2 separate regions of the Homo sapiens genome follow, and region 2 is linked to region 1. Evidence: chromatin loops called from intact Hi-C (ENCODE). Cell type or tissue: GM12878. All regions are shown on one strand. Links, peaks and the distances in the headings refer to the core of each region. The heading gives the core; the rest is flanking DNA.

Evidence for each region. Hi-C counts contacts between places; a loop is a spot of excess contacts. Peaks named below come from ENCODE experiments on the same cell type or tissue, not always from the same donor. Only the 100,000 strongest peaks of a DNase experiment are listed, where the experiment ranks them.
Region 2: a loop joins it to region 1, with 2.3 times the contacts of the local background. A loop is called at or near these places in 2 of 110 quality-filtered maps.

The regions. Positions count from the first base shown.
Region 1 is chr4:25,352,881-25,361,260 of GRCh38, reverse strand. The region is part of intron 8 of ZCCHC4 (zinc finger CCHC-type containing 4); the gene reads right to left. Among named protein-coding and RNA genes, the nearest start is that of ANAPC4, 20 kb to the left of the region's middle. In GM12878, for the core only: no CTCF peak of the experiment used is centred there; no DNase peak of the experiment used is centred there.
Region 2 is chr4:25,253,378-25,261,757 of GRCh38, reverse strand. PI4K2B (phosphatidylinositol 4-kinase type 2 beta) reads right to left here. Exons shown (of 10, transcript NM_018323.4): 3 at 6,493-6,693; 4 at 5,084-5,215; 5 at 2,568-2,721; 6 at 1,167-1,234. Among named protein-coding and RNA genes, the nearest start is that of PI4K2B, 24 kb to the right of the region's middle. In GM12878, for the core only: no CTCF peak of the experiment used is centred there; no DNase peak of the experiment used is centred there.

The DNA of each region.
Region 1 (8,380 bases), core at 291-8,290:
AGCTCCAGGTTATGGCAGGCAACCACCTCATGGTGACGTTACCCCAATGTTGCTTTATACATTAAGCCAGGTTTTTGTTCCCCTACCTTTAAAGGCATTAGGACAGGCAACAACAGATTACCTTTTGTCCCCATACTTGGTTGGAGGAGGTCATCCTTCCTCCTATAGGGTCTTGCCACATGGCCTGGCCCCCAGGGGCTGGTGACCAACTAGTCACCTTGGTAACTTCTAGGTAGTTAACCACAAGGTTAACCCTTGATAGACCACCCAGGTATCAGTACAGATTACCATAGGGGTCACCTCCTTGGTGATCACCATCCACAATGCTCTAAGTTCAGCCCATTGGCTACTTTGCCCATGCCCAGTTTCAAACCATATGGTATCAGTACTAGGTTGGACTGCAACAGCAGTCTAGGCAGCAGTAGCACCTTGGCTAGACCCATCTGTGTATCATGCCCCCCCATCAGGAATGTGGGGATGCCCTTTCTTAAACAGCAATGGCTCAAGGTGTAGGGTTGCTTCAGGCACCATGGCCTTATCTTGCATTAGGACTACAGGTCCCAAGACCTCTTGCAACTCTGCTGCTAAGGGACTTGTACTCAGCATACTCTGCTGCTCCAAGTAGGTGCCCCACTTTGCCAAAGTGGATGCCTGCACTGTCCCAGTTTGGGGGATTGTTATCCATGAACACATCCATCACACTATCAGGCAAGTCGTATGCACAATGTCTGTAGCCTGTCCTGCCATGCTCTCATGAATCTGAACGGCAGCATATGAGTTATGAACTGCTTCTTTATCAATGAACAACGGGGCTCAGCTCCCTTCCACAGCTGGGACCAAAAGCCCAAGGGTGTTCTCTATGCACTGCTATTGGCCCCAGCCAAAACTATCTGTAGTCACAAGCACATCCAGCTCAAATGGGTGCCCCGGTCAACTACCTATAGGGCATATGCCCGCTAAATGGCCCACTTGGCTGCAAGGAAGGCGGTCTCAGCCGCACCATCTTAATTCTAGGCAAGGGGAGTGTTGCCGCTTCTAAATCTGCAAGAGAATCAGAGGTTAGCATAATATCATTAACAAGACCATGGCTAATGGTGGGGCTATGCAAAAAGCCCTGCGGCAACACTATGAAAGTCCACTGTCATCCTCCCATGAAGGCAAACTGTTCCTGGCTCTCTGGAAAAGAATGCATTAGCCAAGTCCACTATATAGTGATACTGTCCTAGTTCCATCAAGTGGTCCATCAAGTCCGTGATAGACGGCACAGCTGCCAAGTCATGTAAAATATCCAACCCCAGAATGTATCTGCGCTGGTGTCTACCAGCACCAGCACTTGCTGTACATTGGTGGGAGACCAGTGGATTGCTAATTTCACATGTGGCCTCCTCGGGAGGGAAACCTCGGCCAGTTCCCTCATCAAACAGAAAAGACTTTATAACCCCACCTGGCTGCAGCACATAGTCTTTAGGCTGGAGTGCCAGGGTGGGACCAGGTCGCGCAGAAACATTCTTCTCCTGCTTGGGTATTTTCTGGAATTGTTGCTCTGGAAACAACTGTCTCCACAAAGTTCACTGGGCTGCTTATCAATTCTCTCCTAGTCGACCCTGGCCAAAATCAAATCTATCCACATCTGTGAGCATGTCACTCATTGGGACCCCCTTTTCTCCCATTGGGGGCACCCCTGCAGGTGGGGCATCTTTCCCTTCTTTGTGGCACGGACCCCTTGATCCCGCCAACAGCCTCCTTGGTATCAGACCAGGTGGCGGTCTCTGGCCAAGACAACAGACCCAGGCCTGTATCCAGAGCAGCCTCTAATTCCTTTTCCAAGCTCTGTAGCCGAGCCTCCAGGTGCCCCGCCTGTGCCTGGAGGTCCCCATTCATGGCAGCTTCTAACTCTTTTTCTGAGCTGTGTAGCCAGGCCTCCAGGTGCCCCATCTGTACCTGGTGGGCCCTTATCTGTACTGCATCCCTCAGGGACTGGGTGTGTACTTCTCGTAGCACAGTCAAAAATGCCCATCCAACTCTGCTGGCAAAAGCTCATTCCTTCTCAGTGCTCTGCATTTCTAGCTGCTTCAGTACCTTCTCCATGCTTGCGGGGGACCCATCTACTGCTGCCCAGGTTTCCATTGGAGCCCATCCAAGCAGCACAGCTGACAATGGGCACCACAACCCATGCTGTGGCCACATGGCTGACCCAGAATCACCAGGGAATGAAGGCTCACTCTCCTCAGTATCCTGTTCGTGATGTCAATTGTCACGCCAAGTGTCAGGTTTCAGCCCAAACAGAGGACCAAGGGGAGTGGGTAGACCAGTGGCGGGTAACTGGAAAAAGACTCGAGGAATTGTAGACAGTTTCAACATGGCTTTACTCTCTCTCTGGGTGCAAGTGAGCCCGGGCATGAGCCAACCTAGGCACAGGCCATATGTACAGCGTTAGCAGGGTAATTATACCTTTTACAGACAATAGTGGCTCCAAGCCAAGCACGAGCTCACGAGTGATCACCTAATGCACCTGCGGTGTGGTTACATAACGTGCAGAGTTGTGCACCTGTGCTCCAAACCCGCTGAGTCATGCTGCGGCTGGAAAGCTGCCTTGGCCTACTCCTGACTAAAGCACAGCCATCTCTCTTAGATAGTATTTAACAAGAAATTCTTAAGAGCAAGAGTTTACTTATTAACCAACAGCTTCTGTAGCAGTAAAATTTCATTATTAAAGAGATTTGTTATGACAAATTCACATTGTCTAGTATTAAGGGAACAACTCTAATCTTTTATCTAATACAACAGACTTTACAAGAAAGTCTATTGTGTATTCAAGAACTTAGCTTTTGGCATTAAAAAATTCAGTCTTTGAAGATGTGTGCTCATTTGGTCAGGGTTTCCCATTCTGTGTGTGAAATTTGCTCTGTGTCATCTTATGTTTAAGAACAGGGTACCGGTACTTAAAGTTGCTGTGAAGGTTAAATGAGATAATGTTTGTAAAACACTATTCAAGGCCTGGCATAAGGTAAAAAATGGAGATGAAGACACAGGTTCACAATTATTGTTGTTCTCCCCACAGTGACTATTTCAAACATGTACCTCTCTCCTCAAGGTCCTTAACTCAACTTTTAGTTTCAGCAGATTATCTTGAAAGCAAACCGAAGTGAACAAGCATGACTTCTATTAGCTTCTTACTTCAGTCTCCTCCTCCAACCTATTATCCACAAGCATTCTCAATTTGGTTTTAAGACTGCTATGAATCCACCTGGCCACTAAATCCACCTTTCTTTACATCAGTAGCTCTCAAAGTGTGGTGTCTGGATCAGCAATATCAGTGTCACCTGGGATCTCATTAGGAATGCAAATTCTCACCTCACCTAGGGCCTAATAAAACAGAAACTCTGGGAGTAGGGCCCAGCAATCTGTGTTTTAACAAGCCCTCCTGGCACACTAAAGTTTGAGAACCACTGCTTTAGATTATCCACAAGAATACCATGAGGTTTTTTATGAGGTCAGTACAGGTAAGCCTGACATTCAAATAAGTTATGTACTGAATTGTTTCTATAATAAACAAGAATACAAAAGAACTTACAACAAAACTGGCTTGTAAGCTAGCTATTTAATAAGTGAATCACAAAAATGTAAGAAATTGAGGACAAGGGAAAGAGAGGCCTTTAAGGGGAGATTCCTAGGCTCGTTCTCCAGCCCTGTCTAGTTTAAGGGTAAGCTTCAGCAGTGGGAAAAACTAAGTACACTGTAGCACAGGATGAGGAGACCCAAGGGACACTGTGGAAAAGCCCCTAAGGGTTTCTGGCTGTCAGTATGGTGAGTTTGCAGTCCAGCATAACTGTGTAAAAGCTGGCACGGACTCACAGTTGGCCTATTTGGAAGTACAGTATCACAACAAGGAAACTTTCAGGTTAGATCACATTTGAAGCCCTGTGTTCAGTCACTACATTTCAGGAGAGACGTTGATAAAACTAGTTCATTTCTTTGAAAAATAATGGGAATGAACAGAATTTATAGCTTAACAAATTGGGGATGTTTATCCAGAAAAGAGATGACTGGGAGGATCTGATAGCTATTCTATAACTGAAGGTGTGTCATATGGAATAGCAATTGGACTTATCCTTTATTGCTTCAGAGAATAGAACTAGGACCAATGGTTGGAAGTTAATGGGGAGCATATTTTATCTCCATATGAGAAAATTTTCTAACGATTAGAGCTATTAAATAAATTGCATTGCTTTCTAAGGCTGTAGTCCTCTGCTCACTGGAAGCATTCAAGTGAAGCTGGATGACGGCTGGTCATGAATTTAGTGGAGAGGATTATTATGTTGGGAAGTCAGCCTACGTTACCTGTTTCTTTCTAACTTTGAAAATTCTATGAATATGTTATCTATTAGAGGCTAGCATACAAAAATAGATTTTACTACAAAATCACCTGAAAATAGTACCATAAGTCATTTTCTTTTAAAATCATTTAAATTCATAATGTTTCCCCTAATGCACTCCTCTGTGTACTCAATAAATATACGGTACCTTATTAAACTCAACAAAGATATTTTGAGCATTTATGAGTGTCATAATAAAAAAATTCTTCCCAAGAGATTCATATGAAGCTTTTCAAATGTTGGAGAATAATATTTTAGAAAGGTTTCTAGTACATGGAATATTCTATGCAATATACTAGATAGCAGATGGAAGAGAGGGAAAAAAAAAGAACAATTTCTTTATGGTTACCCAAGGAGTCAGCGAATGTATGTGTCAGGAAGGTGGTTGATTGCTTGACTTTGCATAACCTAATTGAGATTATTATTATTTTTAAATGCGGGTTTGTTGTGCTAATTAACTATAAACATATGGTATGTAAAATGCATGCTGCTAGAGTAAATTAATGTACCTCTAACATATATCCATATTTCATAGCTTCAGCCACACAAATAAACCTCCTATGGAAGTGCTGTAAAGCAAACACAATTTTGCAAATTGCCTATCACTAGTAGTAGAGCTGATACACCATTTTCCCATCATTATCCCTGACATTTCACTCACAATGATGATGAGAGGCATTTTCAAATAGAAAATTTCTCCCATGGAACTGATTTAATGTGATGAAGTACTGTATAGAAATGAGGGAAAGCACAAAATCTCTGCAATTTCCAATTTTTAATTTTATCTATACGCAAATGTCTTCTGTAACATGAGACTGAAACTAGTTAAATGGAGACCGAGACGTCCATGTCAACATTTATTTTGTGCCTACTATGTTCCAGGTATCAGGCCAGGAAAGAAAGATTAAATAAGACAGAGTACTTGCATTTCTGTAACTCCCTAAGGATTGTGTTCTATTGGATTTCAGCACACACACAAAGTCCCCAGTACCTTCTTCTGCTCCAGCAACCAGCTTCTACCACAGCAGCAAAGTCTATCATAATACCCATATCCCATAAGCTCTCATTTGAAATTGACATGCGGACATCTTATACCCCTTTTTACTTCAAACCCACTACATGTTTTATGTTTATTACAGATTAAATTTTAAGAATTTTGGTAGCCATCTTTTAATTTGCAATAATTTTCCAGAAATTGCTGCCAAAATATCTTCATTTCTGACTGTGAAACTAATCTTGAAAAACATACTGTCCTAACAGGCTGATGTTTAAAAAGGATAGCTTTGACAAAAGCAAAGAGCTATATTTTTAACACCCCAAACAAGTGTCCCATATTAAGTACATACAAGAGAGAGCAGAACATCTCAGGTGGAAAGGAGGTGAGATCATCTAATTCAGACACAGAAAATTCAGGACATGAACACCACCACTCCCTGACCCCACCCCCATGGTGGACACCACTAATCACATTACTCTTTGCTACCAAGCCTGGTATTCTCAACAAATTCTCCAGAAAATCACTAGCAATTTATCAGGCTTAGTACCAAAAGAGAAACTTATCTACCATCTCTTTTCTGATTCAATCATTTTATTTTATAGGTAAGGAAACAGAACCTGGAGAGATAAAGTGACTTCTCCCAAGATTAAGTGGTCTCTAAAAGGCAGTGCCAGGACTCAGACTTCTGACTTGAAATCAGAGTTTCTTTTCATCATCACATCCTTCCTTTCTAATCTGTTGTTAATAAAACTCTTGGTTTTCTAGGTCTTTGATGACTGTTTTATTCTGTATTCATCAAGTGCTTGATCACTGAAGAGTCTACATAATTTATGTTTTATGAAGATTTGCAGCATTTCTGCCTTCCTCTTACCTGGGAAGTATTTCCAAAGAAGGGATTTAGTGATTTGGGGTTTTTTACTGCATTGTGGTTTGGGGGCTTATAATCATCTCAGGTGATGTCCAAAAAAAAAAAAAAAAAAAAGGCCTAATCAAGGTCTATGGGAAAAGATCTGTGAAGGAGAGGGGACTCAAAGTTTTCATTCAATGAAGGCTAATATACAAGAAAAAAAAGTACCACAAAATGAAGTTAGGCCAGGCATGGTGGCTCACACCTGTAATCTCAGCACTTTGGGAGGCTGAGGTGAGAGGCTCGCTTCAGCCCAGGAGTTCGAGACCAGCCTGGGCAACACAGAGAGATCCCATCACTATTTAAAAAAAAAATTTTAATGAAGTTAAAGTAACAAAAGAAAAAGAGGAAAGCAAAATGCTCAGAAAGGAATAATAGGTCCAGAGAAATTTTCAAAAAATAGAAAAATTGTCCAAGAACGTAATCAAATAATGTTTATAAATACATGAGGAGATACGGCACAGTTTCTCCAACATGAGCATGTAATGGACAGTACTGTTCTTCCCTTTAGCAGGAATTAGGAAAAACAAATTTGCTTTTAGACTTTGTTCTCATTTTTTTTCCCAAAGGTTGGCTTTCTCTTTATTGAGAAGACTGCTTTTTAGCCTGTCAGACACATATGACCTAATCAGAACCTTTCTTCATCAATACACTGAAGTGCATAATTATTGTCCACACTTGGACCTTGCAACTATTTCTCAAAACTGTAACCCTAATATTTCCAAAAGTTCTTTCCTAGTAACACAGACTGCCTAACAAGTGACAGCTGGTTACTCCAAAATTGCCTCTCTCATCTGCTGTATTCTGGATCTGTCTTCTTTTGTCCTCTCACCATTTCAAACTCTTGCCCATAGTGAAAAAAGAAAAACTCCTCTCTAAATATGGATGTAACAGTTTTCTAAGGGCACGAATTATTAGGTTGGTGCAAAAGTAATTGCGGTTTTTGCCATTAAAAGGAATGAATGAATTAAAATGAATGGCAAAAACTGTAATTACTTTTGCCCCAATTTATACAATTATGCAATTTTAATCTCTCAGATTTATCAAAAAAGGACCTGAGGGAGAGTTTTACCCCTACCTTGGGACTATCTGAATGATGACAATGACAGTGATGGTGATGACAATGCCGACAGCAAGAACCTAAACTTAATACTTGCTGTGTGTTAAGGACAGGGCTAAGCCTTTCCAGGTATTATTTCATAAAATCCTTAAAACCTTAAAAGACAGATATATTGCCACATTCATTTAACAGGTAAGATAAGCTTCAGAGGGGTTAAGTAAGTGCCAGCACCAGGATTAAAACTCAGATCCTTTTTGACTCCAGGGTTCATGCTATTTCACTCAGTTATCCATTTGACATATACATGGCACCTACTGTGTGCCAAACATTGCACTAGATGACCATCCATTGCCAAAGGCGGAAGATGCTGCTGAAAACTAGAACCCGTTTACGTAGTTAACTTCTTTAGAATATGTCAGCTATCTCCGTATTGCAAATGTCAATACTAGAAGCATCCCTCAGACAAGAAACAGAAAACTTGATGCCCCAAAAACGAGTTAAATGAGCTTTGAGAAGACTTATGATATAAATTTTGCTCAAAGCAGAGCTCAAGAAGTCAAGTATAAAATGGCTTGTGCTACACACTTTTAGAACAAAACCTGTTAATGCTACTTAATAGCCATAAAAAAGTCCATTATATTTGATAAAGTAATCTCAGTTTTGGAAATCTATTTTAAGCAAGTTATATAAAACATGAAAAAATTATATGCATAAAAGGTGTTTACAGCAGTGTTATTTATATTACCTTAAAAGGTAAAAACAACCTGTAGTCCAAAAAGAAGGGAATAGCCTGTAAATGAAATAATTTATTTATTAAAGCATAAAGATTGTGTAGCTATGTTTAAAAATGTATACTTATAAGACATAATGAAGAAAGCAGAATTCAAAATTGTCTTCTACGATTACAAACCTGTAAAAAGTACTCTTAAAAAAAGATTAAAAGTGAACACTTTGAAAGTACAGTGTCTGCTGTTTGGGTGGAATCACAAGTAGAGTCTTTTACTCTCATTTTTGGTAACACTGTTTCTTTCAGAATTTTA
Region 2 (8,380 bases), core at 146-8,145, 99 kb after region 1:
TTTTCTAATTTTTAAATATAAATATACAATATGTTCCCTTTATGTGTAGCTTCTTTCACTCAGCATAATTTTAAGTTTCATCCACGCTATTGTATCGTTTGTTCCTTTTTATTGCTAAGTGCTACGAATATGTATTTTTAAATATCCTTGATAAACATTTAAAAGCACAAACTTTTAAAAATGATGCAACAGCTTTAAGTCATTACTTGAGAACATAAATTATAAATATTGAAGAAATATTTTTAATCACTTAAAACTTTCCCAAATGTACAAACTGTTTTAAACTTGTAAAAGTATTTTATAAAAAAAATCTTATGTAAATATCTAAAACTTCAACTTGGTACTCAAAGTCGATAGCAATTACTCTAAAATCTATAACTCTCATATCAGTGTTGAGGCTCTATGCAGTCTATTATATATGTTAAAACCAGCTTCTTATAAATAGCAAAAGTATTTAATACTTTTTTTAAGTTCAGTGGACAAGATTCACAGGTTAAGCACACATGTTCCATTTATTAGGTAATATTGTATTATCTAATACTGAATGAAAGGACTCAGAAGAAAGTGAATTAGTAAAATACAAACATGGTGAACAAAAATCCCAGAAGCCTTTATTACATAAAAGCAAAATATGGGGATTCCATATATTTCTCAAACTCTAAAAAAGTACTAGGCAGGTATTATTCTTCTATTCTAATATGAAATAAAAAATAAAGCTGCCCAACAATTAATAAAAGAAAAAACAGAACTGGCTGGGTGTGGTGGCACATGACTGTAATCCCAGCACTTTGGGAGGCCAAGGCGGATGGATTGCTTGAGGCCAGAAGTTCGAGACCAGCCTGGCCAACACGGCAAAATCCCACCCCTAAAAAAAAAAAAAAAAAAAAATCAAGAATCAAGAAATGCAACGTAAACAAGTGACAAAAATAAAAAGTGTGAGAAAAACAGAGACAGTAGATTTAAAAACCAAGGATTAAGTGAAAGAAGGAGGAAATGGTGAAGAATAACTTAAAGGAATCTTTTACAGAAATTGAATATATATATATATAATATTCACAAGTTATACACAATTATATACACGTGTGTGTGTGTATGTGTGTGTGTGTGTGTGTGTGTATATATATATATATATATATATATATATATAAAATTGTAAATTTCCTTACCTTATGGTCAATTTCCTTTTCACATTTCTGCTTTTCGTATCTGACTAACCAATTATCATTGCCCCTGTCTTTCAAAACAAACAAGAAAATCTGTTACTTCATTTCTATGGACATCATGGCTTAATATCAATGAGAAAACTCTAGTGATCTCCTGATTTTTGAGACTTTCACTGGTTATCTGTAGCATATTAAAGGTCACAATTTAACACAAAGAAACTAAAAAAAAAAAAACAAACATAAATGTGAGCTAACATTTATTGAATATTTTCTCTGGGCCGACATTGTTTTAAGTGCTTAGTATGTAATAATTCATGTAATCCTCAAAACTACCCTGTGAGGTGATACAATTATTAAATCAAGGTTATTAAAATCAAAGAGCTTTTCTTCACTTTAGGAAGAAAAAGCATTAACCCCCTATTTCTAGGCAAATTTCTAAGCAGGCTCACCTCATGTCAGCATAGAAGTAGTCTAGACTATAAACATATATATGTAAATTAAGAAAGTGAATCTGGAAAATTATTTGATTCGTTTCCAAAAACTAAATAAGAAAACATTTTGAACCAGTGGTTCTCAAACTTCAGAATGCATCAGAATTACCTGGAGGGTACCTTAAAACCCAGCCTGCCAGTACCCACTTGCAATTTCTGTTCCAAAAGGTCCAGCGTAGTGTCTGAGAAGATGCATGTTTAACAAATTCTCACGTAATGCTGACCCTGACAGTCCAGGGACCCACAATGGGGAGCCCCTGCTTTGGATAATCTACATCAAGCTTATCCAACCCGTGGCCTGCAGGCCGCATGCTGCCCAGGATGGCTTTGAATGTGGCCCAACAAAAATTTGTAAACTTTCTTGAAACATTATGAGATTTTTTTTTTATACTTTTTTTTTTTAAGCTCATCAGCTGTCATTAGTGTTACTGTTTTTATGTGTGGCCCAAGACAATTCTTCTTCCAGTGTGGCCCAGGGAAGCCAAAAGACTGGACATCCCTGGTCTACGTCATTGCTCCTTTATAGCACAGGAAAAATTAAGAGTTTAGTGTATTTATAGACTACACTAAGAGTTACATAATGTCAAAATAAGCACCTAACATAATTTATACAATGAAGCCTTAATTACTCACATTATGCAGATAACATTTCCAATATCTGACTTTGCCCTGCCCCTAGGAAATTCCTCCCTAGGGGACAGGAACTGATCTAGGAGCCTGCTATGAGTCAGAATCTATCCCACACAGGATGAATTCTGCCCAGGAGAGTCAATACTACATCTGTTTGCCAAGACAGACAGAGAAAGTGGCTTCAAGACTTCTGCAACAAAAGTTTACCGCTTTGATTTGGATAACAAGAATATAGTTTGAAAATGAACAAGATTTACGTGAACAAATGAGAGAACTTCAATACCTGTATTTCTGATGATGTAATCCAAAATAACTAATCTTTCAAATTGTGACTGAAATTGTTTTCTAATATTCTCAGGCAAAGGGTCAGCTTCAAATTTCCTAAGCCAATATTCAGCCTCCTTGTAACCTTCAACAAATAACTGAAAGGAACCAATCTATAATTTTAAGAACTATAGTTAGAAAAGAAAGTACAAGAACAAGGGGATTAATATTTATATTTCTCAGCAGTACTGTCAAAAAATATGTCATGTAAACACAATAAGAAAACTTAACACTAATTTAGATAAGCCACATTTATCAAGAAAACCATTTTTATACACTAATTTTAAATAATCACATAAAGAATACATAGCAAATAAAAAATGCTTACCCCTAGACTTTCAAGGAGCATAGCAGCTATTTTGGGAAAATTTAAAAAAAGAATAAACACATGTCTTCAAGGTGACACTCTGAAAAAGAATGCCGTTTTTCTAAAAATATTCATTAAGGTGAATTTAATTATGGAGGCCAAATTTTAAACCTATCCTGCTTATTCAGTAACAGTGCAATTTTATCTGAACTTTTCCAGATTCTTTTTATGACATAAAATACAATAAATAATTTTTTTTCATTTTTTTTTTTTAGTTGTTAAGACTCTTTCTTTGAATTCTAAATAAATTATTTTATTTTAAAAATAGGATGAGGCCAGGTGTGGTGGCTCACACCTGTAATCCCAGCACTTTGGGAGGCTGAGGTGGGTGGATCACTTGAGGCCAGGAGTTTGAGACCAGCCTGGCCAACATGGTAAAAACCCTGTCTCTATTTAAAATACAAAAAATTAGCCATGTGTGGTGGCACATGCCTGTAGTCCCAGCTACTCAGAAGGCTGAGGCAGGAGAATCGCTTGAACTCGGGAGGCAGAGGTTACAGTGAGCCAAGATTGCACCACTGCACTCCAACCTAGGCGACACAGCGAGACTGTCTCAAAAAAAAAAAAAAGGACAGATTCCTTAACCACACAGATTAAATACCCAGTCTTAAATTTTAAAGAACAAATCTATTAATCATAATATTGATAGCGGTTTTAAAAAAGTCCTTTCCTTGAAGATATGACCATTTAAGAAGGCATTTTTGTTACTAAGATTACTAGTTAATAGTAAACAATTTGTTGGAGAAGGAAATAAAAATTTAAGTAGCATGTGACAAACAGGTAACAGGTAACCCTAGTTTGCTTCAAAAATACAAACAAATCACCACAAAGAAAATCTGCTTTTTATTCTAACACTTAATGTTTTTGTTGCTGGCATGAAATTTTCATGATTTCCTACAAGTGTTCTTTAAAATACTTATAACTAAGACCTAGTAGTCATAAATATGGAAATAACATCCTCCTTTAGTCACACTTATTTCAGCATGTCTAAGGAAGAACAAGCCTTTTAAAAACTTTCAAACTTCCTGCCCACTTTGAGTAAAATTTATCTTAAAAGTTAGGTTAATGATGAATTCCTACTGAAATTCTTTTTATCTAGATAAATGTAGGGAAGCAAGAAAATCATAAGCCAAATACATTTCTAAAAAATAAGTCTTAAAGCTTTTTCTAGAATGCCTTTCCCATTAACCCTCTCTACCCTTGTTTAGCTGGCTGCTCATCATCCCTCAGGTTTACTTAAAGGTGATAAGAAAAAAGAAAACCTAATGTGTAGTAAGTAAACATAGCTGCTGCCATTTACTTAACCTTTACTATGTACCAAGTCCTTGACATGAATTTCTTAGTTTTCTCCTCACAACAACCTAAGAGGTAGTTTTTGTCATTCTCATTTTATAGAAACTGGAGCTTAGAGTAAGGAACTTGGCCAGGCACAGCGGCTAACACCTGTAATCCCAGCACTTTGGGAGGCCAAAGCGAGAGGATTGCTTCAGCCCAGGAATTCAAGACCAGCCTAGGCAACATGGTGAGACTCTATCTCTACAAAAAAAATTTTTTTTAATTAGTCAGGTGTGGTGGTGTGCACCTGTGGTCCCAGCTACTCAGAAGCCTGAGGCAGGAAGATTATCTGAGCCCACGAGGTCGAGGCTGCAGTAAGCCCTGTTCACAACACTGTACTCCAGCTGGGGCAACAGAGTGAGACCCTCTATCAAAAAAAAAGAAAGAGAAAGAGCAAGTAAAGAACTTACCCGAGGTAAGTTCTGGAATCAGACCTAATCCCAGCAAACTAGCAGAGAGGCTGGGATTAGGTCTGATTCCAGACCTGTGGTTTTACCCATTACTTTATAAGCCTTTCATGCAACCTCTTCCTGGAAACACCTCCCATCCCTCTAAACTGGGTTAGGCATCCATCTATCCTCTTAGAGCTCCCTGAACTTACCGTCATCTCAACAGCTTTATATTACACTAAAATTACCTGTTTACTATAAGCTCCTGGAAGATGAAAAATCTGTGCTATAATATCCACAGCTAATAGCACAATGCCTGGCTCCTAGAGCTCAGGATGTATGTGCCCAAATGCCCTCTAAATACAGCTTATCAGAGAAACTTACCTTAGGAGGGAGTCCTATCCTATGAAACTTTCTACCCACTTTTGGCACTTTTTCTAAAGCATACTTTTTGCCTCTTGATTTTGCACGGTCAATCGCATTATAGTTAAATGTCTCACTGACAAGCCAAACCACCTAGAAACATACAATTCAGAAAAATGGTTAGAATTTGCATTATAGTATCTCTTTTCATATACACCATGAAACTCACTCTAATGATGAAAATTAGCAAAGTTTAATCCTGTAATAAAGGCCCCAGAGAATCTAAAACAGAAAAGCCAGGGAATTTTGCAAAGCCTTGTTAAATGAAGGGCACATATTTCTTTCTGAGAGTGGTATAAAAGCCTTTTAGAGGCCTAAATTTGCCAGTGGTCAAAGTAACAGTATTGAACTGTAGACTTAGGAATAAACATTTTAAGGAAGAAGGCTTCAAGTAAAAATTTAGAAAGGATGCCAGGTTAGCTGGGTGCAGTGGCTCATGCCTGTAATCCCAACACTCTGGGGGGCTGTGGCAGGTAGACTGCTTGAGCTCAGGAGTTTGAGACCAGCCTGGGCAACATGGAGAAATTCCATCTCTACTAAAAATACAAAAGCTGGCTAGGTGTGGTGGTGATGCCTGTATTACAAGCTACTCAGGAGGCTGAGGTGGGAGGATCACCTGAGCCCAGCAGGACAAGGCTGCAGTGAGCCATGATTGCATCCCTATACTCCAGCCTGGGCACGAGACCCTGTCTCAAAAAAAAGAAAAGAACAGAAAGGATGTGGGTGCCAGGCGCATGATGGTATGTGCCTATAGTCCCAGCTACTCAGGAGGCTGAGGTGGGAGGATCACCTGAGCCCAGCAGGATGAGGCTGCACCTGAGCCCAGCAGGATGAGGCTGCAGTGAGCCATGATAAAGAGAAAAGATGTGGGTGCCAGGCACATGATGGTATGTGCCTGTAGTCCCAGCTACTCAGGAGGCTGAGGCAGGAGGACTGCATAAGCAGAGAAATTTAAGGCCAGTCTGGGCAACACAGCAACACCCTGTCTCTTAAAAAAACAAAACAAGAGAAAAGAAAAAAATTTTGTATAAAGGCTGAAAGGACAATACAAGTCTTTAAGCACATTGGTTATCTCTGCCTTCAATAGGATCTCTGGATCCCCTGATATTTTCCTGCCTTCTGAATGCTAGTTCTTTATCCTCTTTTTGTTAGCATCGTCAGATCTCACAGAGACAAGACACATTCCTTTAAGTACTTTGTGGATCTACACTACAATCAATTTACTAGTTACCAGTCACTCATGACTCTTGGACTACTACCAAAAAAGGGGCTCCACTTTAGGTTCTATCATTAGGAATAATTACTGAAATATTCAGATATAAGCAGGTTGTAAATTAAAAGTCCATGGTTAAAAATAAAGTCTGGCTTACCTTTGTTTTAGGTACAATGCTCAGATGAAGCTTGTTGTCCACAAGATAGGCACCCGCTTCGGAAAGGTACCCCTGATTAGGAATCAGGCAGCCTCGGCCAAAGCAGCAAGGGCAGCAGACCTTATGGACATATTTGGTCCATTTTGGATTGAGTTGACCATAAGGCTCTTCTGATTTGGGTTTAAACACACCAATAATTTTCTAGAGCAAAAAAGTAAAAATCTTATTAGACTTTTTACATATATAGATAATCATCCATAAAATGCATTCTAATAAATTGTTCTCTACTGCTTCCTACCACAGATGTAGGCATAAATCCCCAAACTATTAAGAGGATTTATAAACCTCAACTATTAAGAGATTTAGTTCCAATCACATTTTCATATTCATTCTTATTCAACAATCTAAAATCAAGACCAGTTTTCAAACTGTGCTCTGACAAACCCTGGGAAGGTGGGGGCAAGGCTCCAAGACCCCATGCCACTTAACCAGATTAACTCTAATTTCACCTGTTTTATATTGCTGGACTTCCAAGTTAAGAAACAGTTTCACTGGGCCGGGCACGGTGGCTCACACCTGTAATCCAGCACTTTGGGAGGCCGAGGCGGGCGGATCATGAGGTCAGGAGATCGAGACCATCCTGGCTAACATGGTGAAACCCCATCTCTACTAAAAATACAAAAAATTAGCCGGGCGTGGTGGAGGGCACCTGTAGTCTCAGCTACTCAGGAGGCTGAGGCTGGAGAATGGCATGAACCCAGGAGGCAGAGCTTGCAGTGAGCGGAGATCGCACCACTGCACTCCAGCCTGGGTGACAGAGCGAGACTCTGTCTCAAAAAAAAAAAAAAGGAAAGACTTTCACTGATTTTTAAATGTTTCAAAACCACCATTCTAGGTCAAACAGTGTTATTATTCACTATCTATTAAATATCCACATTACATGTTTGCTGTTTACTTTCCCCACATTAATGTACATTCTAATAAGGCAAGGACTTGGTTTGTTAGGGCTGCATTTCCAGTAGTCAGAACAGTATCTGATGAACAGTGGACATCCAAGTATTTGTTAAATTAACTAATCCAATGACAAAAACTACCTCTAAAATACAAATATAATGATAAGATACAGTGTACATCCATGCTGTCAGATTCTCGTACCCTAATTCTTTTCCAGCTATTTTTTCAGGAACCAATTTAAAGTAAACTCTTGGCCAGGCGCTGTGGCTCACACCTGTAATCCCAGCACTTTGGGAGGTGAGCAGATCACTTGAGGTCAGGAGACCAGCCTGGTCAACATGGGGAAATCCCGTCTCTACTCAAAATACAACAATTAGCTCGGCGTGGTGGCGAGCGCCTGTAATCCCGGCTACTCAGGAGGCTGTGGCAGGATAATCGCTTGAACCCGGGAGGTGGAGGTTGCAGTGAGCCGAGACTGTGCTACTGCACTCCAGCCTGGGCGACAGAGTGAGAATCCATCTTAACAAATAAATTGATTAAATTCTCTCGTATTAAAAAATCTTTTTTTGCTCATGAATGTCTAAAAGTCTCTGTACTCTTATTGTTTGATACAATATACTCATATTCAATTTAGAAGCTGAATTATCCTTAGACAAGAACAAATCTTATTATAATTTTAAGTATATAATTGCTTTATAACACAATAAATATAATGCAATAAGGTCTGAGTCACTAGTAAAAAAGTCAACAAGATCAAATTAAGAAATCAAGCTTAGAATAAAGATTGAGAGATTGACAGTACCTTCAAATACATTTTAATCTTAAAAAAGGGACTATGCTTTAAAATCATTTTAAAAATAGAACTTCTATCTTTGCCAAAAAAATTGGGTGAAATTATAAACGTTATTCCCCTGGAGAAAAGAACTGCTCATTA